Linked DNA regions of Mus musculus: all the other regions are linked to region 3. The links are chromatin loops, found by intact Hi-C in ENCODE. Cell type or tissue: left cerebral cortex. All regions are shown on one strand.

Evidence for each region. Hi-C counts contacts between places; a loop is a spot of excess contacts. Peaks named below come from ENCODE experiments on the same cell type or tissue, not always from the same donor. Only the 100,000 strongest peaks of a DNase experiment are listed, where the experiment ranks them.
Region 1: it touches region 3 in a loop (5-fold over the local background); 5 of 42 quality-filtered maps call a loop at or near these places.
Region 2: it touches region 3 in a loop (5-fold over the local background); 15 of 42 quality-filtered maps call a loop at or near these places.

What each region holds. Positions count from the first base shown.
Region 1 is chr3:81,991,669-81,999,668 of GRCm38, reverse strand. It overlaps Asic5 (acid-sensing (proton-gated) ion channel family member 5), which reads right to left and starts at 2,747. Exons shown (of 10, transcript NM_021370.2): 1 at 2,679-2,747; 2 at 1-85. The coding sequence starts at 2,718. In left cerebral cortex, a CTCF peak has its summit at 3,446 (motif pointing left); a DNase peak (open chromatin) is centred at 3,460.
Region 2 is chr3:81,929,546-81,937,545 of GRCm38, reverse strand. Ctso (cathepsin O) reads right to left here and starts at 4,945. Exons shown (of 8, transcript NM_177662.3): 1 at 4,771-4,945. The coding sequence starts at 4,881. In left cerebral cortex, a CTCF peak has its summit at 4,545 (motif pointing left); DNase peaks (open chromatin) are centred at 4,568 and 4,883; H3K4me3 peaks cover 1,250 bases; H3K27ac peaks cover 1,297 bases.
Region 3 is chr3:82,347,173-82,355,172 of GRCm38, reverse strand. No RefSeq gene overlaps it. Among named protein-coding and RNA genes, the nearest start is that of Map9, 6.9 kb to the left of the region's middle. In left cerebral cortex, a CTCF peak has its summit at 4,651 (motif pointing right); a DNase peak (open chromatin) is centred at 4,625; H3K27ac peaks cover 408 bases.

The DNA of each region.
Region 1 (8,000 bases), 360 kb after region 3:
GCAAAGTCTTGATCGAACTTCTTCCGGTCAGTTGGAGATGGCAGTGGTCTCTTTGAGAGGTAACGTTTTATCTTTCCTAAGAGTCCTAGTGCCCACAAAATAGAAACACACAAACAAACAAACAAACAAAAACAAGTAAATGAGTTATAAAAAGCTATTCATAAAACCTACAAGTCAGAAGTGACTAAGCAGGTTATCTTTCTAATATGAAGTTTGTAAAGGCCCCCAGAATCTTTTTCCAGTAGATGGTTTATTCAGATATCAGGAAAAGCACCAATTAGGTAAATCTACTGCTAATAAGCTAGGGCCATCTGATACCAGCTCTGGTTAAGAAAGAGATACTGATAGCAGAAACATATCGGTATGTCATTAAGTCCAGCTTCAAATGAGTTGTTCGTGACAGCTCATTACTTTTAAAAATAGTCCTAGCTTTTAATTAGTCTTTCACCCCAGGAAACCACAGAGTTCCTTGAGTTGGATTAGGCTTATTCTCCCAAGAGTCCTAAATGAAGTCACACACAACAAGTTCCACAGCTAATCTTTGTCACCTTGCTGTTATTTTTGGTGTTGTGATGTCTGTGCATTGTATGTTTTGAGCAAAACTGTTTTACTCCTCTGTTGGCTCATCAGAATGTCAGGTTTGCAGTTCGGTGACTTGATCAGCTTCCTACCTTCTTAGAAAACGAGCTGGTACTTTTGAAATTCCTATTAATAAATTAAGTAATGATTATTGATATTGGTTTGTAAAGGCCAGTGAAAGTTTCACTAAAATATATTTGATGATATAGAAAATAGTCATCCAGAATTTCCCTTAGGTTACTGTTCTTTTGATTTGGTGATAATAGATGCCAAGCCTCTCTGTCAAGTTAATGGGATGAGGTCCATCTGCAATCAGAGGCTTCAACTTCTGCTCTCAGTCTCCTCTCCCGTAACCTAGGCAACTTCAGCCATGTCTGCATTCTCCTTCTGCTTCTTCTATTAACTGGCAGCAATAACATCTGCCTTCTGGCTTTTCACGTTAAATAGTGTAATGCTCAGAGAGCATTCAGTGTGTAACATGGATCAGTAGAAGTACTCAACATTATTCAATATTTTTACTTTGCTTGTAGTGATAGAGGAAATGGTTAAATATTCAGGGGTTTAAGGAATGATTTAAAGTTCCTGCTTCCAAAATGAGTGCTTGGGCAAGCAAGCTGACTAGGTGACTGTCTCTTATTGGGTAAGGGAGTTAGCTATGCAAGCTGGATGAGCTAAGTCCTATCTTTGAAACCCATGGAAAGGATGAAGGAGAGAACCCCTTACCTAGATTTGTCCTCTGAGCTCCGTACCTGTGCAGTGGCACCTAGGCAGCCAGCTCACATCCTACACACACACACACACACACACACACACACACACACACACACACACAAATGATACTAATAAAAATAACACAGATCTCAGAAACAAAAGAAAGAGATGAGATCTCTGAAAGCCAATAAATTCTCACAATGAAGTTATTTGAATTTTAAATCCTTGTTTTAATTCAATAAATATCATTTTGTCAATAATGCAGTATTAACATTCTTCCAAAAAAGCTCCAATATTTTCTCATCATTAAGTTTAGTTTAATAGCTTACTAGTTTCCAATCAATATTTTTTTTTCAGTTTGGAAAAGCTAATGATATAAAATGCATTTTCTAAAGTTTCCCATTTCGTGCAATGTACATGAGCATCCACAAATACTGTTACACTCTTAAAGATATTACAAACTATATTATCATGTTTATATCATTCTGACGTTCTGGAATTGTGCTATCGTCTATAATAGCATTACTTAATGTTTCTTTTAGTATCAGGTTAATCAGCACATATTTAAAAAAAACTGTCAAAGCTTCAGATAAAATCAGAAGGCTGAAAAAAAAAACAATATTACTTAACAAAATAAGCTTAACTGTGACCTATTCTTATTCCTTAACCATTGCTTGGACGCATTTGTGAAGGCTTTACCCTGATTAAAGAAACAGCCCAGTCCCTAGCAACTCTCACCTTTCCTACTGAGGGGACATGGGCTATTAGTGAGAAGAGTAATCTAGGAATAAGTCCCTGGCCAGACACAGTGCAGCTGGCTGCAAACACTACCCAAATAATACATTTCAGATGTCAACTCTTTAAATTAAGATAGAAACATTGCCAGTTGTGTTAACCTTACTGAAGCATTTCCTACTATTTGTTAGAAACATAGTGGTTTTTTTTTTTCCTTTTGAGTATTTCAAATTGAGAACCTACAGAGTGATATATGCCTGTCAGGAAGCCCAAAATGGGCAGTGCAGACCACCAATCCACACAACTGAGGCTTTGAACTTCCCTCATAGAAGTACATTTCATCAGGTGGATAAACAAAAAGTTTCATTAAAAAGGTTGGTCATTATAGAAACGTTAGGAAAGCAAGCATACTGTGTAGAAACAAAGAAACAACAAAAGTCGATTTTAACATATAGTAATATTTTTGTAGTATTTTGAGTCCTCATAAGTTATTCTTTTGCTACTAAAACTGTATTATTCATTTTAAAACTCATATTTGTTACTGTGAACATAATAATGAGAATAGAGTTTTCCAAGGATGAAGCCTACCCCCTGCTCTCTGCTTATTTCCGGTATTTAGGAATGGCGGATGTTGCTGTTTAAGGATCTCCTACCTTTCTCCGCGTGCACTTGTGATTTCTCAGTATGTTCCATGTTTTGATCTCAGTGATCCGAAGTCCTCTGGTGCATCCAATTTTTTCAATAACAATATTCATTTTGTGCCTTTTATATAAAATACAGCACTTAAGGTTGTAAACTGTAGGGGCAATTTAAATATTTGTGTTGCTATGTTAAGCCTCATGAAGCACTTAATCTGTAAATCAAAAAACACGGACAGAACCAGCTATGGGCATTTACAGACTGGCAAGAGGCCATGATAGATTAAAACCCAGATAGCACAATTGAAACCCACTTTCTGAAAAAGAAAGGAGGAAAGAAACAAAGAAACAAAGAAAGAAGAAAAGCTGTGACCTCACAGTGGCCTCTGATCATACCAGTGGATACCCAGGTGACAGTCTCTTCACGTTTTGTTCAGCTTCATAGAAATCAAATTTTGATTGTGATTGTGTGTATGTGTGTGTGTGTTTGTGTGTGTGTGTGTGTGTGTGTGTGTGTGTGTGTTTGTGGACGTGAAGTATCGTTGTTTTGAAGTTTCTTTCATAAAAGAGATACAACTGTAACAAAGTGACCAGTGGAAATAGAAGAATAATGTTACAAAAGAAAAAAGATACTAACTAAAAAAGAAGCACTAATAAAATAATATAAATTTGCCAAATCACAAAGGCCACCTTTTTTATAGTAACACCTTTGAGAACTTACCATTAATATTATTAATAAACCCTGATATGCATCCATATGTATAAATGCTGCCATCTGTTGACCACACACAGTAATTACATGTTTCTCCGCTAGAGCCTGATGCCTTTGTCATGGTAATATTTCACAAGCATTTTTTCCCTTCAACATTGGACATCTATTGGGAAACTCCAATACCATAACTTGAAGCTGGGCTTACATGGTTTGGTTTTGTCAAGAAGTCACTCTTGCTTCTGCTCCTCCCTCCTAGTGACTGAATTAAATTTGAATTTCAACTTGTTTATGTAGTTACAATTCCCTCTCCATTTTTCCTCACTTTATTATTTGAAATCAAGACCAAGGATTCTTCTCACAGATATAACTTGTTCTTTTGTAAACCTGGCCTTTTCACTTTCTAAGATACTCAATTAAAATTAAACATAGATGCTCACACTTTCTTTCTCTGATGGTGATGCTATGTGGAATAAGCCTATGTGACAGAAGATAGACTTGTAAGCCCCTCTTCCCTGCCCCACCCCATTTCCCAGTAAACGTAAAGAAAGCTACAGAATCGCCTAATAAAGCCAATCCCGGGAGAACTGAGAGAATTCTGAGTCATCATTATCTCCCTTTATGCACTTGTAGCACCAACAGCAAAGGATGACTTATTAATGCAGACAAATAATAAAAGATTAAATAAAGCATGCTGGACAGAAAAGTAGACAGCAAACCCAACTGCCCTTTCACTTAGATTCTGGGCATGAGCGATCCTTAGAATCAATGAGCACTGTCTAGAGGACTGTATTTACTCTGGCCCAGCCCCAGTAACAGAGATACAGTTTGTGTTAGCTATTTAGTTATTGAAGGATAATTTTTTTAATTCTACTTTTGACATATTCATATGTTTTCACTACTCTTTCCTGTTGTGAGTGTGGCAAAGGAAGCCAGGTTTCTGCTAAAACTAAGCAAATGTTTCACTGCCAAGTCAGGTACTCTGTCATTTGGCTCCTACTTGGCAATTTTGATTTGAAGTAAAATTTTATGTTTTATTTTCTCTTTGAGAGAATGCCTGTCCCTTCTTGCCCTTCTTCTTTGCTCCTCCCCCCCCTCCTCCTCCTGCTTACTCCTTCTCCTTGTCTTCCTCTTCTTTCTTTTTCCCTGCCTTCATCTTTTCTGTTATATTCAGAACACACACACACACACACACACACACATATATATATATATATATATATATATATATATATATATATATATATTTACATATACTTAAGATAGATGTTTGGTTTGTTCTTAATAACTTTGGAAAATAAGTTATCAGCTTACCATGTGTGTAAGAGAATAACAATTTAACAGTGTATCTATCAATTTGGGTCTGAAATGCCATTAAATTAAAACTATTAGAACTAAGTGTTTTTTAATTGGATATTTTATTTATTTATTTATATTTCAAATGTTTATCCCCTTGATTGTTTATCCTCAAATCCCCTATCCCATTCCCCTGCTTCTATAAGGGTGCTTCCCCACCCACCCATTCATTTCTGCCTCCCCACCCTGGCATCCCCCTACACTGGGGTATCGAGCCTTCACAGGACCAAGGGCCTCCCCTTATTTTGATGCCAGACAAGGCCAACTTCTGTTACATATGCAGCTGGAGTCATGAGTCCCTCCATGTGTACTCTTTGTAGAATCAAGTTCTTATAGCTGGCGAGTACAGGTAATGTTTTTGTTACAGCATTCTTTATATAAAAACCACTTTAAATTAAAATGAATAAATTTCTTTTAAAAGCTTAAATTTCATGTTGGTCACAGAGGGTTTTTTGTGGCTTGTTTTATTTCGACGTTAGTTGCTATTCTTGAAATGTCAGTCTGATGGATTATTTTTCTTTTATTGATTTTAATTTTATAGATGCATATACTAATTTTTGGTACCCCAGTTCCTCAGTTCCAATTTTTCCTATCTTCTCCTCACCAATTTTCCCACTCACGTTTATGTATACTTTTCTAAACCCAAGTCCACTTAGTGCTGTCAGTTTATGCATGGGTGTAGGGATGTCCATCAGAGCGTGGATAGCCCACCAGAGCCCACCATCACTGAATAGAGCTGACTCCCTCTATCCCGGAGCCACCAGTCGCTAAACGTTTCTTAGCTGGGGAGGATGTGGACTTCATGAGCCCCTCCCACATCTATATTGGGGATGGGCCTGGCTTGATCTTTCTCAGATCTTGTTCATACACACTTAGCTGCCAGAAACATCATGTGCATATTCTGTTTTACTTTTATAGGGCACAAATAAGAAGAAATTAGTCAATATGTCGTATCATATCTAATTAAAACCAATTCACATATCCGAAGTGAAAATGTAAAGTAGAGAGTGACCTTAGTATTCAATATCAACCCTTGTGTCCTGGCACAAGCCTAGCTCATTTAACAGAGGAGGCAGCTCAGGAACAGGGGCAGACAATGGAAGGTCTATGAGGCTGAACATTTAGCCTGCTTAGCTTGCTATCTACTATACTCATTAGAAAAATAGATAGCAAGTAGGAGACAATCTGCAAATACTTGATGAGTGACTAAGTGATTTGTTCCAGTCTTGTACTCTCTTCATTTTTATACCAGAAGACAACTCTTGTGATATTTTCAACACTTTATTTTGAAAATGAAAGTCATAGTAAATTGCCTCATTACAGGAGTGGGATATAGGGACACTTGGGTTAGAACATGGCAGGTTTGAAGGCTCTTCCTGTGGCACAAGAGCAGGGAACATTTACCACAGAAAACTACCTAGTGAACAAAGAAGTGGAAAATTTGAACAAGTTTTCAATAAATACTCACACCATCCTTATGAATGAAATGGCCTCAAAAATTAACGACAGCAGTGTTGCAGGCTTCATTCAAGAAGCAGGGAGACAAACCCAAGGAAGTAAACTGGTCCTTGTCAGCAAATAACAAAGCTTAATGCCAGCACGTGCCTGAGGCTAGCGCTAAGGCTGAGCAGTCTCAGAAAAAATGTGCACACACCCTGACCCATGTCCCTGTGCTGCAGCCCTACAGTATACAGTCTAGGTGGTGTCCTCATACCATCTCATCAAATGTCCCAGTGTAAGGTTCCCATAGGTTCCTGACTACTATGAAGACTCTCACAAAAATTGATTTTCTTAGTTTGGAATCTCCAACCTTCAGATGTTTTCTTTGAACTCATTACCTATACAGATGAAAGAGAAACTAGAACCGAAGATCAATTACCTTGTGATGATTTATAATGAATGCTGTACCAGAGTCTTCCAGGAATAAGGAATAAAACTATGTAAGCACATATAAAATTGTGCATCAGCTTCAGAACTCAAGTGAAAGCAAACTAAGCACAAACGCTGCTTCTGAGAACACAGCTACAGAAGTGTGGCATGCTGAGAGATTTATTCTGGAAGGACTTAAAACTCTTAGAGCCCGCCCTATTTCCTATCCTTCTAAGCCACACTTGATTCTCCCGTTTCTTAGCTTGCTGCAAATTCCCCTTATCAGGTCAAAAAATTCAGAACTATCAAAGGAAGACTCACTTTCAGTAACTACTATGAGTTTCATAAATACAGCTCACATCATACCATCAAACCACTTGAAAAGACTTTGCCTTGTACCTTGGTGTATACAGTGCAATATGAAACTATCATCTCTGCATCTTAGCCACTATCTCTTCTGTATCTCAAAGGTATTTAGCCAGTGTCATGGTCTGCTCCTTAAATACTTTGAGTTCTTCTAAAATATCACTTACCAAACCCTTGAAATTCCCTTTTCTGTGTAGCCTCTAGAGAAAGGGGGTTGCAATGCGTTTTATTTGATTTGGCCAGTGGCCATGTTTGGTGATGGAACCATGTGCTTACTTTGACATGTTAATAAATGTATATGCCTTTGGACCTAGGAAATTATACAGTGAATACACAGATAAGTGTTTTGCTTCAATGCATCATCTCCTTAATTAAGTTTACCTTCATTCTTAAATATATTGGATTTCTTAAGAACCAGAATTCCCCGGGATGAAGAGAAAATGTGGAGCTCATTCAGGATGCACAGCCTTGGTGCAGCCCTATTATTTGAGGAGCCATGTTCAAATGTTCTGTAGTCTCTCCCTAATCCAGGATCTAATCAAGGACCATAGATTGCAGGTTTCATGTGTGTTTAAGTAATGTCGAGTTCAAAGAGATCTGAAGTCATTCTTTTGCTTTTTATTTTATTGGTATTTATTTTCAAAAACTCCTGCTTGATGCTTTGCACAGTACATCTCCATGCAGAATTTTCCTGTCTCCTTCATTGTAGCTTCAGGTCAAATATTCATGGTTCACAGGCATCATAGAGAGAGACCCAAGGTCTCAGTTTCTCCTGTATTCAGTGACTATAGTTCTGCCATTGGATGGCATATTCCAGGGGAGGATATCTCTTCCTTTCTAAAACTAGCAAGCAAACTGCAGCAGCAGCTGATTTAGGAAAAGGAGTGTCTCCTTCCAAGTCATGTTATGCCATGGCTTTAATGAAAGCCAAATAATCTTATTGGTAAGAACTATTCCTATGGTGTTTATAACAGAGCCATATTTAATTTCTATTACTCTTTCTGTATGTGTTCACTGGGATCCTTCTGTAATGATGT
Region 2 (8,000 bases), 420 kb after region 3:
TTATATAGCTCACACGACAAAACAAAACTTTAATTGTATGATAATCCTATGTACTCTTGTAATCTCTTTCTTATTCTAATTTGCTTTACTGGAGTAGCAAAGTTGTTTTAGTATTGCTTGGAAATGCTTCCAACCCCACTGTCAGAAAAAACAAAAACAATGTTTACTGGAAGTCAGAAGCAGAAAGGGCTGTTTGCATCTGGTAGAGATAAAAGATAGCTCTGCAGATAAGAGGCCTGGACTGCTCTCATGTGGAAATTAGGCTGGAGTTGTAACATTCCTCAGAAACCAAAATTTTTCTGAGAAATCAGAAAGCCTCTCACTCCACCTCTGGCATCCTGACTCTCCAGACCTTTCCAAGCAAGAGAAACAAAGTGGCACAAGATAGATTTGTTTATGACAGTTGATGGTCACGGATATCTTCAACTAGAAACCTATGGGTGTTGGCAAGGTCTTCAATCTACCCCCTTAGAGGAGAGCAGTTGGGGAATTTTTTTTTCTTGCTGGTTGTTAATATAAAGAACAAATTAGATATATACATTTTTTTCCTTTCATGTGTTCAATAATATCTGGAGAAAGAAGCAAATCCTGAGGATCAATTTCCTGGGCTTTGTGTTGTCTAAGAGGAATGTTCATAGCTACCAAGCACAGTTGAGGGATGGGAAGGTTAGCTAAACTGTATTGCTGTTTTAAGTATGTTCTCTGAACTACTACCTCTGCATGAGGTACTTGCTCACCTCATCTTCTCACCTCAGATTAATGAACTGAGGCATAGATGGGTGTATGTTTTTCTTAAAGTCATCCAACCAGCACGTGATGCATGGGTTCAGCCATCCAACCTGTAAGGCACAGGCTGGGGGGCGGCGGGGGACATCTACATTGTGGGTCTTTATGTTGATTTTATTAGGGGAGACAACCATGGAAATTAGACATCTTTTCCCCATTGCTAGCTAGGGTTTCTTGTATTTACTCTAGTTTATTGCTTTCTACCAATGTAAGCAAAGATATTCCTTTCTGATGATGATCGTGCTTGCAGCTCATGCCCTTCATCTATTCATGCTTCAAAAATCAGAGATAAGTGTTTCATTATGTACCAAGGCTGGTCTTGAACACCATGTCTCCAGTGACCCTCCTGCCTTGGCTTGTCAAGTAACTAGGGTTGGATGAAGTCAACCCATTGCCCATCTTGTAAGGTCACTTTCTTTTACCGTTCTGAGCTCATTATTTGTTAAGTTTTGATCTTATCAGCCTTCGCTGGCAAATGCTAGAGTTCAGTGGGTAATAAGTCAGTTCCATGTATGCATGGAAAATGTTCTCTCTGGAAGGTCTGGCAAATCTAAGCAGGGACAAAATATGCACAGATTATAGTCAGCATGGAATCATTGCTGAGAATTTCTCTCAAGACGTGGGAATTGTAAATCTCACATGCAGAATTCCTAGGTGAGAAATATGTTATCCCTTATTAGAAGGGGGACTTTTTACATGTGCATTTATGAAATGAGAGAATCTATTTTCTAATGTACAGGATTTCATACTGCTTTTTAGAAACGAATGCTAGTCCCCCACATATATAATATGCTGTTTGTTTTCAGACAGAGTACATTGGAGGAACTTGTTTCCACCTTCTCAACTACTGTAACTATTGGGGTGACATGTGTCAGTCTAATGTAACTTCTTGGAGGCCTCCACAGACACTATTCTTCACATGTCACCAAGGACATCTACATCAGTTCCCAACACAGGATAACTGACAAATTGTAGGTCAAGCAGATAGTCAGAAGGAAAAATGAATGAACATGATCTGATCTAAGGTTTTTACAAGTTTTACTATATTTCGATATAGACAATGTGTGCTTTAAGCTAAAAATCACCCTAAAATGTCTGTGGAACTGGACTGACTACTCTCAAAGTCACCTCCTCATGAAAGTTCCCAAGCAGCAGCAAGTACAAGGTAGACTTGGGGGAGATAACCAGGATATCTGTGGCTCATCATAAGCACTCATTTAAATAATCTACTTATAATAATCTACATTATAATAATCTACTTATATAGAAATGACCTCAGACACATACACAACTCAGTAAAGACACAGCATGAGCCATCACAGTGTTAAGGCAATGCTCCTCAATGCATGTGAAGCCACCAACTAGGTGGCTTGTCAAGAGTATTCTGAAGGGAGTCTGAAGACCAGCTTTTATTGAATCCATTGATGCCTCTCACGTCCTCCTAGGCTAAGAATGCAGACTGCTTTTGGTGACTGGTAGAGGGCAATTAGGGCCCTGGCATGTCCCTTTTGATTCCCACTGTCGGAGAGACAAACAAGTCTCCTCTATTGCATGCTCCCCAGAGCACTATATCTCCACAGATTCAAATCTACCACCAAACATGGACAGAAACACTAAGTAAATACAAAGCTCTCCTCTATTTAAGTAAGCCACCTAAGGGTTTTTTGTCACAGTATTAAAAAGCCAGAGTCTCTCATCTGCCTTCCACAGGAAAAGCAAAGGGAAAGTGAAGAGCGTCAGCCAACAACCAAGAACCAAGAGCCCAGTCCACCATGCAGGAGTGTGACTTCCCTCCCTTTCCTTTTCCTTCAGGTAGCATGTAAGATATTCCATAATAAGTCATGGAGGAGTCTTGTCTCATTGAATAATAATATAACGACAGCTAGCAGGGCTGCTGTTTACCTTATTGATTAAGGAATACAATTAAGTGGGATTTAATTTAATGGCTCAATTTTACTTTATAACCTACTTTAAAATGTTTCAGTGCATTGCGAAACAAATGGAATTTTATAGATTCTGTACACAATGTGCCATGTAAGAAAACAGTAGAATCTCCAACCAACTAATTCTACAGTGGAAACATTCTTTTTTCAAATGACACTTTTTAGACTTATAAGCTGAGTTTTACTTACCATATATTTCAACCCATACTGTAAAGCCAGACGAATCCTTAATACTTTTAGTCACCAAAGAAACAAAGCCCTCTGCTTCCAACTCTCCAGCTGACACTCTCCAGGAGGACTCACAGTTTGTAGCTATCATTTAATGACTAAGTGCTCAGAAAACAGGTCACTGGACTTATCAGCAAATTCCTGCCAACAGGAACTGCTTGCAAAGCTGTTTTGGTGTTTTTAACCCTAAGTTTTAAAAAAAATGTACTAAGATTTGAAATGTTTTCTTCAACCTCCAACCTCTTACTTCTCTATATGGAACCTTGGTTGCATTTCTCCTCCAAAGAGAATCTAGACGTGTGTCTGGGGATTGCAATCTCCTCAAGAGTAAAATACAAGTAGGCATGGAAATTATAGTTCACACACAAATTCTATTTTGTAATAATTTTTCAGTGACTGTGACTGTAATCTTGATTGTACCTTTACTAGGATTGGGAATGTCCATGGAAATAAACCTTTGAGTATATTTCGGAGGATGTTTCTAGATGGGTGTAACTGAGGTAGGAAGCCCTTGGTAAGCTTAGGAGTCACTGTGTCTCCTGCTGGGGTTCTGGACCAAATAAAGATGAGAAAGTAAGCTGGGATACAGTATCCATGTCTTTCCCTTCCTGGCTGCTGATGTAGTATGGATGTCTGCTCCACACACATGTCACTATGACATCCCTATCATGATGATAGACTGTCCCTGAAAGTGTGAGCCAAAGTAGACCCTTTTTCACTTTCTTTAAGTTGCTTTTCTTGGCAACCTTGCTTTATTTCAGTAAGGAGAAAAAAAATTATACATTACATTGTTAGCTTTCAATACTCAAGATTAGAAAAAAAAAAACTAGTTGGCCAATAAACACCTTATCAACAACCTGTGACACTGACTACCTCACCCTATTGGAAATCAAGGACAGGTCTCAGTAACACACAGGCCAAGGACACTGAGAAATAGACTGGTAACAAGAAATGAGCTCAAAAGTAACAAAAAGGAGAACTAAAGCACAGCATTTTGATTTGAGTACAACACAAGGGTAGCTGAAGCCAAAGAAGGCCGGACTGAATGAATACTGGAACTTCTCAGGCCAAAGAGGACAAGGAGAACGGGGCAGAGCTATGGGGTTCTATGGAAATTTCAGAAAACATCAGTAAACACTAGTTAAATGGCCTAAGAGCAGCATTCCTGAATTCAGATAGACACTGAGTCGAACAGGTGAGTCCTCCTCTAATAAAATCGTGATGGCATTTTCTTTTTTCTTTTCTTTTTCTTTTTTTTTTTTTCAGATTTAAAAACCTTTCAGAGAGCATTAAGTATAGCAACTGAGGCCAACTGTGAATCTGCATTTCGGTCAGTTCCCCTGGTTACTGGGAAAATCTATCCGTGGTCAGCTAACTTGTCCATTTCAGAATTTTAAGGTTGGAGAGCAATTGAAGGATTATTATGAAAACTTTAAAAAAAGAAATCCGAATTTAAGGCAGTGAAATGTCTCCTGTTCTACATCAGTCTCCACCAAGTCAGAGAGAACTTGATGGTGGTAGACAGTTCCAGGACTGAGAAATCATTAACTTCCAGTTATAGGAGGAGAGAGCCAGTGCCCCCTGCAGGCGGCTTTCTATGCGACAGGTTTGGTGTGGGAAAGGCTTTAGGATTCAGGATACTTCTTCCCCTTAGCTTTGCTTTGGACATCTTTTGGTGCTTTGGGATATAGCACAGAAATCCTTGCCCTGGGGAATCAAACTTTTAGGAGGCAGTTCTACTGGGGAAATGCGCGCTTGGAGCTTGGGTCCCTCCCTAGGAGCCCCGGGGCAGTAGAGGGAGGGAGCTTGGTACCCGCAAGGCGGCGGCCTCCCGCTGGTGGCTCCAAGACCAGGTCCCGGCGACCCCGTGGCGGCCGAGACAGCAGCAACACAGTAGCAAGAGGTTCACCAACTGCGGCTTCATCCCGGTGCCCGAGGTCCACTGTGCCCGGCCCGCTTTCTCTTTCGGTTTCTTGGCTCCGCCCACTGCCTGTGTCCTGTGCACGCCCAGAAGCAGAAAGCTGCTGGGGTCCCAGCTGTTTTGTTTGTTTGGTGCTTCTTGGGATTATTATTGAGCTTTTGTGCTGTTATTGGGCATCTGGGATTTCCCTCTTACTTAATAAGAAAGAGAGCAAAACCTGACTTACACAACAGTATGAAGATACAAACTATTGTGTTTCCTGCTGTCTGAGATTCAGCCCTTCATTTTACTTCCTGCTGTTTAAATTGAATATGTGTTCACTGAGTGTGTGTAAATTGAACTCAGCAGGTTGTATGGGGACGTATAGTGTATGCGAATTTACACACTTCTCTCTATGGATGCGTATAAATACTTGACAAAATTGTTGCTGCACAGAACTGCACAATATCTTGTGGCCATTTCTCCACTTGTAGAAAGCTGCACCCGCTTCCGAAGTTTGTAATGAAATTTAGCTAAGTAATCCTAAACACTTCATTATATGCTGAGCACGTCCTGTGCTTTTCTTTGTTTCACTGTTAAGGTTGCTTTAATTTTTCTTATTATTTTATTATGTTGTTTTCTTCTTGCTTAGCTTACTTCATAATCCATCCACCTCACTTTCTATCCCCAGCTATAATTAACTGACGTAATTTTTAAAAATCTTGTTTCCTTTTACCATGGTGCCGGTATACAGAGTGTAAAAGGAAAAGGGGAACATGTTCAAACCAGTCAATATGTCTGCTCACTCACATCTCAGCTAAAGAGGTTTCCAGTACACTGCCTCAGAGCTCTCCTTTAAGGAGACTGAGTGATTTAAGATCTGAGACCAAATATCACAAATCGCTGGTTACCCTTGGGAGAAGACAGCCAGCTGCTTCTCAGAAGGGCCTATGTACACAAAATGCAAATTATTGTCTTAGAATGAGTCTTTACTCTGTGTTTCTTTTTTACCCCTTCTCTATTGTCCAAAAGCAGATCCTTTGTGGACAAACTGTAACCAGGTTCCCAGAAATCGGAATGTCCTGCATCTTTTGTTTCTTAGCTTCCAACCTGGCGTATATCTGAATAACCATAGTGTTTATTTTCTTGTTCCTTCACTCCCAGGCCTACCTACCCCGACTGCCCTACTTAAAACCCTAACCTTCTCCCCCTCTCCACCCTATTCTTCTAATACTGCCCCCATTGCCTCTGGTGTTCAGTCTGTAGCCTTTTGATCCATAGCACTTTTCTGTAATGCCAGCTTCGTGGGAGCGACAATTTCATTTCTTTAGTCTCTTATGCACCAACAACATATAGTGGGTATTCAATCAGTAAATGTTTGTTGATATAAACTTATTAAATTTAGTCCAAATAAACTTTCTTTTGATCACAGCAGTTATCCTGCATAAATGTTCTAACTCAAAGGATTGTCAAAAGACATAAATTATCATCAGAAAAATAACTTCAGTTTAGTAATAACAGGAGAGAATGCATAGAGATGAGTAGGCTACAACGAAGGGCCACTTGCAGAAGGATTGCTGAGATTAACATAAGCAGGAATCTGTGGGCTCCTTGCTATCTCAGTTATGCCTGCATTGCTAAACTTTCCAATAGGAACAGCATCTTATCACTGAGGGTCTAAAGGACCTCCCTGGTCTCTTCACACCAGGTCATATATTTTATCATCAGGTTTGCATCAGAGAACACAGTTACCCCCTGTACCTAATAAAAACTAAAGCTATAAATCAGATAGATGTTGGTTCTGCAGATGTAAGAGGGCAACGATATCTACAGTGAAGGCATCTGGAAACATTATTTAAAATAGATTATAATGGGTCCCGGAGAACCAGGTTCATGCATAGTGACAGTGATAAAGTGATTGATAGAAGTCACTATCACTGGAGGTAAAATTCATAATACTTCATGAGCAAAGAGGCCTCTATTTTCACTTTACACTGATGACTTCCGTGTATGTAACCGTGTCTGTAGCCCTAAGAAGGGAACATTCTACTCAGGCCATTGCTCACCCAACAGAGATAAACAGAGATGAAATGTGCAGAAAAGCAGACAGAATTTTCTCTGAGATGGATAACCTAGCCATATCAGCCAGCTTCCTATTACTAGAACAAAATAGCTGACACCACCAATATATAAAGAAAAACGACTTATTTAGGCTCTTGCTTATGAAGGTTTCAGTCTAAGAGCAGGCAGACTCGTTACATTCCTTTGGCAATTTGTCACAGATGAAAGAACAAGGCAGAAGTGGCAATGACAAAATTCATGAGCCTGAAGTCAGAGAGCCACTTCAAGGGTGTGGCCTAAAGAACTTTCACTGGGGTGTTCATTGTCTCTCAGTAGCACTGCCCAGAGACCAAGCATTTAACAAGGGGGCCCTCAGGGCAACTCTGCATCCAGACTACAGGATCAACTCTGGGTTCCCCTTGTTTAGAGGGATCTGAAAAGAGACACTGAAGACCACTTCTTGCTACTCACAGTTTGGTGCATGTGACCATTAGTGAAACATCACATTCAAAAGCCTGAGGGTAGAAATGCAGGCAGTATGCTCCACAGACCTAAAGGAAGTAAATGTAGACATATGGAGTTTAAAAATAATAAGTGACTGAGATAAATACCAAGCAGAGATCATGTAGCTCTTCAGAGGCCATGTAAGAATGTAATTAGGATTATATGCTATAGAGTAATTATACAATTATTTTAGGGGCCTTGAGAAGGCTTTTATCTGGGAGTGAGTGTACACATAGAGGAGAGTGGCAGGAACTACTAATATTTGTTGCTGTGTGGATGGAGGTGGTGGTGTAAGGTTTGCTTAAGGATATAGCCACTGGAAGATGGACTCAATGGATACTCTAATAACCATGAGTTTATGGCATGCACAAATTGAACTCCTTGGATTTTGAAATTTAAAATCAACCATAAAAGAGGGGACAGTCAAGTAGAGATGGGATGAGAGTGGGTCTTCAACGAGTGGGAGATGAATATGATAAAATACATGATATATATGACAATATCAAGTAAATAATGTAAATATTAAATGCATAAAATACAGAGAGTGGCATTGCATAGGAGGAGGTAATTTCATCAAA
Region 3 (8,000 bases):
TAAACTTTATCTACCTTTGTGAAATATCTCCTTTTTGTATATTCACATTTTATAGGTGAGAAAATAAAGCAAACTTAGTTTTTCTCAGTATATTTATTTCAGTTATTAATGAACAGAGAAAAACTGGACCCAGTTAGGCTAATGTAGAACTGGTGCTCTTAACTAACAGTCTAAGTGGATAGCCCTGCCACCAGAGCTAATTCCTAACACCTGTAAAATATATTGCTTTATTTGTTTTTAATTAGATTGATTTTTACAGTATGTAGGAAATATCCCCTATGATTTTGGAGAAACCAACATAACCACAGGAATCTTCACAAAAGTGCAGGGTACCAGATGTGGCCATAGTGAAAACGGAGGTTGGAGAGACGCAGGACCATAGCCAGGCGATTCGATCAGCTTTTATGAATTCTCCTTTATATCCTTCAGACTTGCAGCCCCATCTACCCATTGCAGATGAAACCAATGACAGACCAAGGGCATTACTTGCCCCGTCTCTAGTTTGTTGAACCAACTAGAGCTTATTAGATTTACTTACAGAAGCATGTATGACTGCAGCAAATCCATCACTAACAAGTCCACTCCAGCATGACCAGTGGCATACCAGAGCTGCATCATTACAGTTCCCTATATAACTTGTGCAAAGCTACATCAAATGGTTCCATCTCTCCCAACCATTGTTTGCTACTTGTATAAATATTGCGGAGGGGCAGTCCTCAGGAGTTGTAATTGTCCTGTGAGTCTGCACCCTTTCCCTATTGTCTATGAGGGAATGTTTCGATCTGGAGTGAAGTTACACAGCGTCTCAATCTGTGAACTGTAGAGAGCAAATATGCATTGCTTGTAAATAACTGTGTTTTAACATGCTATGGGAGCACAAGGAGTCTATAAAGCATAAGACATCTATGGGGTTGACCCTAGCTTTGATTCCTACCAGTTGGGGATACAGAGACTGAAGTGGACATCTTCTATAGCCACACAGGACTTCCAGTGGAGGGAGGGGGACACCAACCCACATACAAAACCTTTGACCTAAAATTTGTCCTGCCTCCAAGATACACAGGGATTAAAGATGGAGCAGAGATTGAGGGAACAGCCAACCAATGACTGCCCCAGCTTGAGACCCATCCCATGTGAGAGAAGCAGCCCCTGACACTATTAATGACACTCTGCTATGCTTGCAGGCAGAAGCCTAGCATAACTGTCTCCTGAGAGGCTTCATCCAGCATCGGATGGAAACAGATGCAGAGACCCACAGCCAAACATCAGGTGGAGCTTGGGAAGTCTTGTGGAAGAGCAGGGGATGGGATTGAGTGACCTGGAGGGATCAAGGACATGAAAGAAGACCTACAGAGTCAACTAATCTGGGCCCATGGGGGTGCTCACAGAGACTGAAACACCAACCAAAGAGCATACAGAGGCTTGATCTAGGACCCTTACACACCTGTAGCAAATATGTAGCCTGGTCTTCGTGTAGGTTCCCTAACAATTGGAGTGGGGGCTGTCTCTGGCTCTCTGGCCTGCCACTGGATTCCATTTCCCTAGCTGGACTGCCTGGTTGGGCCTCAGTGGGAGAGGATGAGCTTAGTCCTGCTGGGACTCGATGTCTCAGGATGAGGTGGTACTCAGGGGGGCTTTCCCTTCTCTGAGGAGATAAGGAGGGGATAATAGAGGAGAGTATTTGTAAGGGCTGTGACTGGGATATAAAGTGAATAAAAAAATAAGTTACTGGGGGAAAAAAAAAGAAATTATGTCACTTCCAAGCCAAAGTTACTTTCATATACATGATTCTTAAATCAAGATTCTGTGTTTATAATGGAAAAACTAAGTAGAAGATAGGCTGTTCTTATATTAACAGGTTTAGTTTCTGTTCGTGCATGTTACACATAGTGAGAAAGCAAGTGTAGTTATGAACCATGCACTTAAAATTTTAGTCTCTAGGGAAATGGAAGCAGTTAAGATTGTATCATACTAAATAACGGTAATTTTAACTATCAGAGGAGAGACTAGCTAGAGTACAGAAGAAGAACCAAGAAACAAGTCAGGAGAATAACATTGCCCAGGAAGCTATGGCTTCAGCTTAGGGCAGATGTGACACAAACAAACTATCCAGACAGAGGGAGTGGAATGAGAAAGGGTAAAAAGAGTCTAAATAGTTACACTGAAATTCCCCTAAAGGTGTGTGTGCTAGGCCAAAGAGGAGCAGCAGTGTGCTGGGTCAAGGCGTATGTCAGGAGGGGAGTGAGCCCAAGAAAATAAGGACAGGGAACACAGAATGGGGCAAGAAATGGAACCCTTGGGAAACATCGATGGGATGCAGACAGGTGGTATGTGGCACAGCAAGTCAAGCATCTGCTACAGGAAGAGAGAGAACCCGAAGAGAAGAACGGTTTCCAGTGAGTGAGTGGCCAGTACTGTCCACTGGCCAGCTGAAGAGAAAGGAAATGTATTGGGAGATCACAGGGCCAGGTCATGTCCAGGTGGGCAACACATGCTTCACAGGGAGGTAGAGTGGAGTTGCACCAGCCCATGAGAGTCCCGAATACTCATCCAGTTTCAACTTGGCTTTCGGTGACATCAAGGTGACAGCTTTAAATCAGCTATGGTGGATTTTAACGTGGCAAATAGCAGCGTGCTATAAATCAAGGCTTTCCCTTCAGACTCCCATCCAAGAGTCAAACATTCCCCAGCACTTAACTTGACAAGGAAGAAAGTGAAGCTTACAGGCGAGCGTGGAACGAGGAGTGAGGAGGGACAGAGATTCGTTCCTGAAGGTAATGATGAAGGGAAAAAATAAAGTGTCACAGTATCTAGTGACCCAGGTAGGATCAAAACACTCTGTCTCTGGAATCTTCCAGGCAACAGAATCTTCACTTTTAATAAATTCTCATCTTTGCAAACCTGGACTATTGTTATGTAAGATGCTGACCCAGTGAATTTTCTCCTTTGCTGATCTGCTAGCGCACAGAGCATCTATCTGCATCCATTCTGTGTGTAGCCCCCTGAGGTATATGACAGAGAGTTGTTTCTGCTAATCTGTGTCTCTCTGCTTATTCTAGGAGCACGTGTTCCACTATGTTCCTAGCGGCCTTGTTTGTGATAGCCAGAAGCTGGAAACAACCTAGATGTCCCATGACAGAAGAATAGATACAGAAAATGTGGTTCATTTACACAATGAGATACTACCCAACTATTAAGAGCAAGGACATCCTGACTTTTGCAGGCAAATGGATGGAACTAGAAAATATCATCCTGAGTGAGGTAACTCAGACTTAAAGGGACATGCATGGTATGTACTCACTAATAAGTGGATATTAGAAAAAAAAAAGTACAGAATACCCAAGATACAGTTCACAGAACTCAAAAAGGTCGACAAGCTGAAGGGCTCAAGTGAGGATGCCTCAATCCCACTTGGGAGGAAGAGGAAAGCAATCACAAGTGGGTAGGGAGAGAGGGACCTGGGTAAGGGGACAGTAGGGGAAAGAGGCAAACATGATCTGGTATTGGTCAGGGGAAAGGACTGAAGCCCTGAGGGCCAGCAGAAAGAATGGAAACAGGCAACCTCAGGAGGTAGGAGGTGGGGCACCCTCCAGAATGCACCAGAGACCCAGGAAGTGAGAGACTCTCAGGACTCCAAGAGAGGGACTTTAGATGAAATGCCCTAAAGTGGGGAGAGGGAACTTGTAGAGCCCACCTCCAGCAGAAAGACAGGGCATCAAGTGAGGGATGGGGTTGCTATCTCACAGTTAAAACTCTGACCCATAATTGTTCCTGTCTGAGATGGAAATGGAGAGGAGCCTGAGGAAAAGGAGGTGCAGCAACATGTCCAAAGTGGGATCCAGCCCAAGGGGAGGCCCCAAGGCCTGACACTATTATTGAGGCTATGGGGCACTCACAAAAAGGGATCTATCATGACTGAAAGGCCCAACAAGCAGCTGAAAGAGTCAGATGCAGATATTTGCACCCAACCCATGGACAGAAACTGCTGACCCCTTTGGTTGAATTAGAGGAAAGCTGGAAGAAGCTGAGGAGGAGGGCAACCCTGCAGGAGGACCAGCAGTCTCAATTAACCTGGATCCCGAGATCTCTCAGACACTGAACCACCAACAAGGCAGCATACACCAGCTGTTATGTGGCCCCCAACACATATACAGCAGAGGACTTCAGAATCTGGGTTTAGTCAGAGAAGATGCACCTAGCCCTCACAAGACTGGAGGCTCCAGGGAGTTTAAAGGTCTGGTGGGGTTAGGGTATGGGGGTGGGATGTGGAACAGTTGGAGGATGGACCGGGAGGGGAATAAAAGCTGGAGTTCAAAATAAATAAATAAATAAATAAATGATTTAAATATTTTTCCTACATTTTAAAGTGTATAAGTTTTGTAGAAATAAATACAACTCAGTTTTGAAGAAAGCCCAAGAAAATGGCAAAATGGGTACCTAGTATTTTCAGGATGTTCAAGGAATGTCCATAGGCCAAATGAAGGTTCTTGGGATAAAGTGACTCACAGAAGCCAATTTTCAGTTAGCATTGCTATGATTTGAGAATGCAATTATCTCCTCCTTGTCTCCTCTGGGAAGCTTTCTCTAGAAGGGGGAAACAAAACAAAACAAAACAAAACTGTCGGCATGTACAAGTTACTAAGTTCCAGAAGATGGCAGCAAAGGATTCTATCCTATGCACCTATGTAGATAGAAGTAATTTTGAATAGTGGATCTTAAAATGATTTATTCTTTCAAAAATGCAAACATTAAAACGCTATGTATTTGAAATAATTTCATGATGCTTTTTACATGATCAGATTTGCCTTTGTATTATGAAGTTAAATGATTATTACTTAATGTAAAAAGAAAACATAAAATTCTTTTTAAAGGTTTTACATTCGCAACTGGCCCAAGTCAACTCCCTACTACCCCAAATAAACTCATGTGTAGGAATGCTTTGCCATAGGGAGTGTCACTTAGGAGTTATGGCCTTGTTGGAGGAAGCATGTCCCTGCAGAGGCAGACTTTGAGGTCTCCTAGCCTCAATTTATGCCCAGTGTGCCACACAATTTTCTACGGATGCCTATGGATCAAAATGTAGAGCTTTGGCTCCTTCTTTAGCACCATGTCTTCTGGCACACTGCCATGTCTGCCACTATGCTTCTCACCCTGACAATAATGGACTAAAGCCCTGGAACTGTAACTCAGTCCCAGTTATATATTTCCTTTTATAAGAGTTGGCTTTGTCATGATATCTCTTCACAGCAATGAAACCTTAACTAAGACAATAGTTATAACTATATTCTGCAAAATTTTAAGACGTAAAAATATTTACCTAAGACATACTCTTCTCTAATATGGTCATGCCACTCAAATATCCTTCATGCTGCCTTACTTAGGTTTTTACTGCTGTGAACAGAAATCATGACCAAGGCAACTCTTATAAGGACATTTAATTGAGGTTGGCATACAGGTTCAGAGATTCAGTCCATTATTATCCAGGTGGGAGCATGCATCGTCCAGGCAGGCACAGCATAGAAGGAGCTGAGAGTTCAACATTCTGTTCAGAAGGCAAACAGGAGAAGACTGACATCCAGGCACTGGGATGAAGGTCCTGAAGCCCTGGGCCACATGGATGCACTTCCTTCAATGAGGCCACACCTACTCCAACAAGGCCACACCTTCTAATAGTGCCACTCCCTGGGCCAAGCACATGAAATTACCACACATGCTAATTAAAAACTGAATTGTGCCTCCTTCAGTAGTTATACAATTACATGCACTTCTGGTTCATTGTTGATTATGTTTTGGAACCTCTTGAGCTTCCTCGAGAATTTTAAAATAAATATAAAGTATTTATATATGAGTTTAGAATAAATCCTTTACACAGAATCAGTGGAGTAAAGTATATACCACCAGCTGTCATTATACATATTGCCACAAATGCCAAAAAATTTCAAGTATTTGTAATCATATAAACTGTTTGTGAATACCATGAGAATAGTGTTTACCTAAATTTATCAGTTAATTAGGCACCTTTATCATACCCTAGAAGACACAATTTCTTTCCTAACATTTTCTTCTTGTTTTTTTAATGCAACTCAGTTTATTTTTTCCTCCAGAAATAATCTCACAGATGTACACAAATAAAAAGTTAGATGTCAAATAAAAATATACATACTACCCTATATCCTTATATCCTTCAGTTTCTAACATTAAACATTAAAAGATGAAGGGAAGAAAAACCATTCAAATGTGACTGGAAAAGTCTTGTCTGTAGGTAAAAGAAAAAATATTTTGATCTGATTTTCTCTTGTAATAATTACTCACAGGAATCATTTAATTTCGTTCTGTTGAAGAAATGTACCAGGTCATGGGAACTAAAAATAGCATAAAGTACTTCATGTTTAGAGCAAGCCATGATGAATGCCAAAGAGCCACCAAATAGTTTATGCAGCTTCAAAGACCTTAGCTGCCTGATCAGGCATTCACTTTTAGATATTTTATACACATGTGCTGCATAGCCAGCCCTAGAGTAAACTTTGATAAAAGTTTTCTACTTAGCCTCAGAGTGAACTTTTCTGGCCCTTGAGTAAATATTTTAAGGTGATGCTTTTAATCTTTGGATTTCTTCCAGATTTCAGCCACACTTTTCATTGTATAGCATATAAGCAATTCAGAGCCAGCTAAGGGTTTTGGTTAAAGAAAGAATGAAAAGAATGTTTCCTGTAAAGCTGTGTGCAGACTTTCCACGCCACTGTATAATGCAGTGTCTGCCTTCCTCAATAATGAGTTTTCTTGTTAAATATCAGCATTTTATGTTAATTGAGATCATTTTCCTCTGTTAATTTTCAGTCACACTTCAGAAAATGAAGAAAAAATTTATATTTCTTATGACTATTGTGAATTATTGTTTTGTTTTGTATCTTGAAATAATGCATCTTGAATTTGTGAGGGTTGAACCTAAAATGGCTATATTTGAAAAGGTATAGAAAATTCAAACCAATTTTACAGGGCTTGTTCAACATCTAAGTCTGTGGGAAGTTGGGGCTTGGTTTTAAAAGGTGAAACATCACTATTTTACCTATAGCTAAGTAAGAAGTTAATGGAATGACATTTTACAACCACCTTCCGGCATCAGTCTGAAGGTTTACAGTCTGTGTGCTTTAAACAATATGTAGGTAAAATCAAGAGCATTCCGATCCATTTGTAGAGTTATGCTAATAAGTTGAAACAGCTATACTTAATAGACTTTTACTATGAAGTGAAATTAGCATACTGTGGCTGTAACGTGATTTGATCCAGGAATCCTTTCGGCACCTGCTTGATTGGATGTATTGGACAACAAAGCATGTTTCCACCACACAGGGCAAGACCCTCAGTGCTGGGCAGCACAACATAATTTTACTCTCCACATTTAGCTAAAATGCTTTTCCGTCTTTTGTATACTGACCCTAGCTCTCTTCTACAGTCCCAGGGAATAAGTCTAATCTTCCTCTTGCTTAACAAAACCTCCTCTTTAGAAAAGACATAGCATACTCATTCCAAGTTATTATGCTTCCTTACTGCTATTTCATATGGTTTTAAAATCTGACAATTATCGTTATGATTTTTGTGGATAATTATGTTGCTTTTGTCTCCCCAGAGTGGTTTCTAAAGGTGAAGAGTATAGCAGAGGCAGACCAACCTGTGCAGAGAATAATCTCTGTGAAATCTATACTCTGCCCATAACACAGCCTGAGCTCAAAGTAACATTTCTTTTTCTGTCTGATAGGTTTTGCTCGTGTTTGAGCTGTGAATTTGTAGATTATTGAATTATCATATGACTCAATAGATTCTTTGGAATTAAATGTAAGGTTCTGTGTTTTAATTTAATTTGAGGCATCTACTTCATATCTCTCAATCTTCAGATGATTTCATAGGCTCTATAAATATACATTTTTTTCAGTTTGTTATCATCTTAAGATGTAACAATTTACATATTAAGATACAATTTAACAGATGTATGTTGTAAAGTG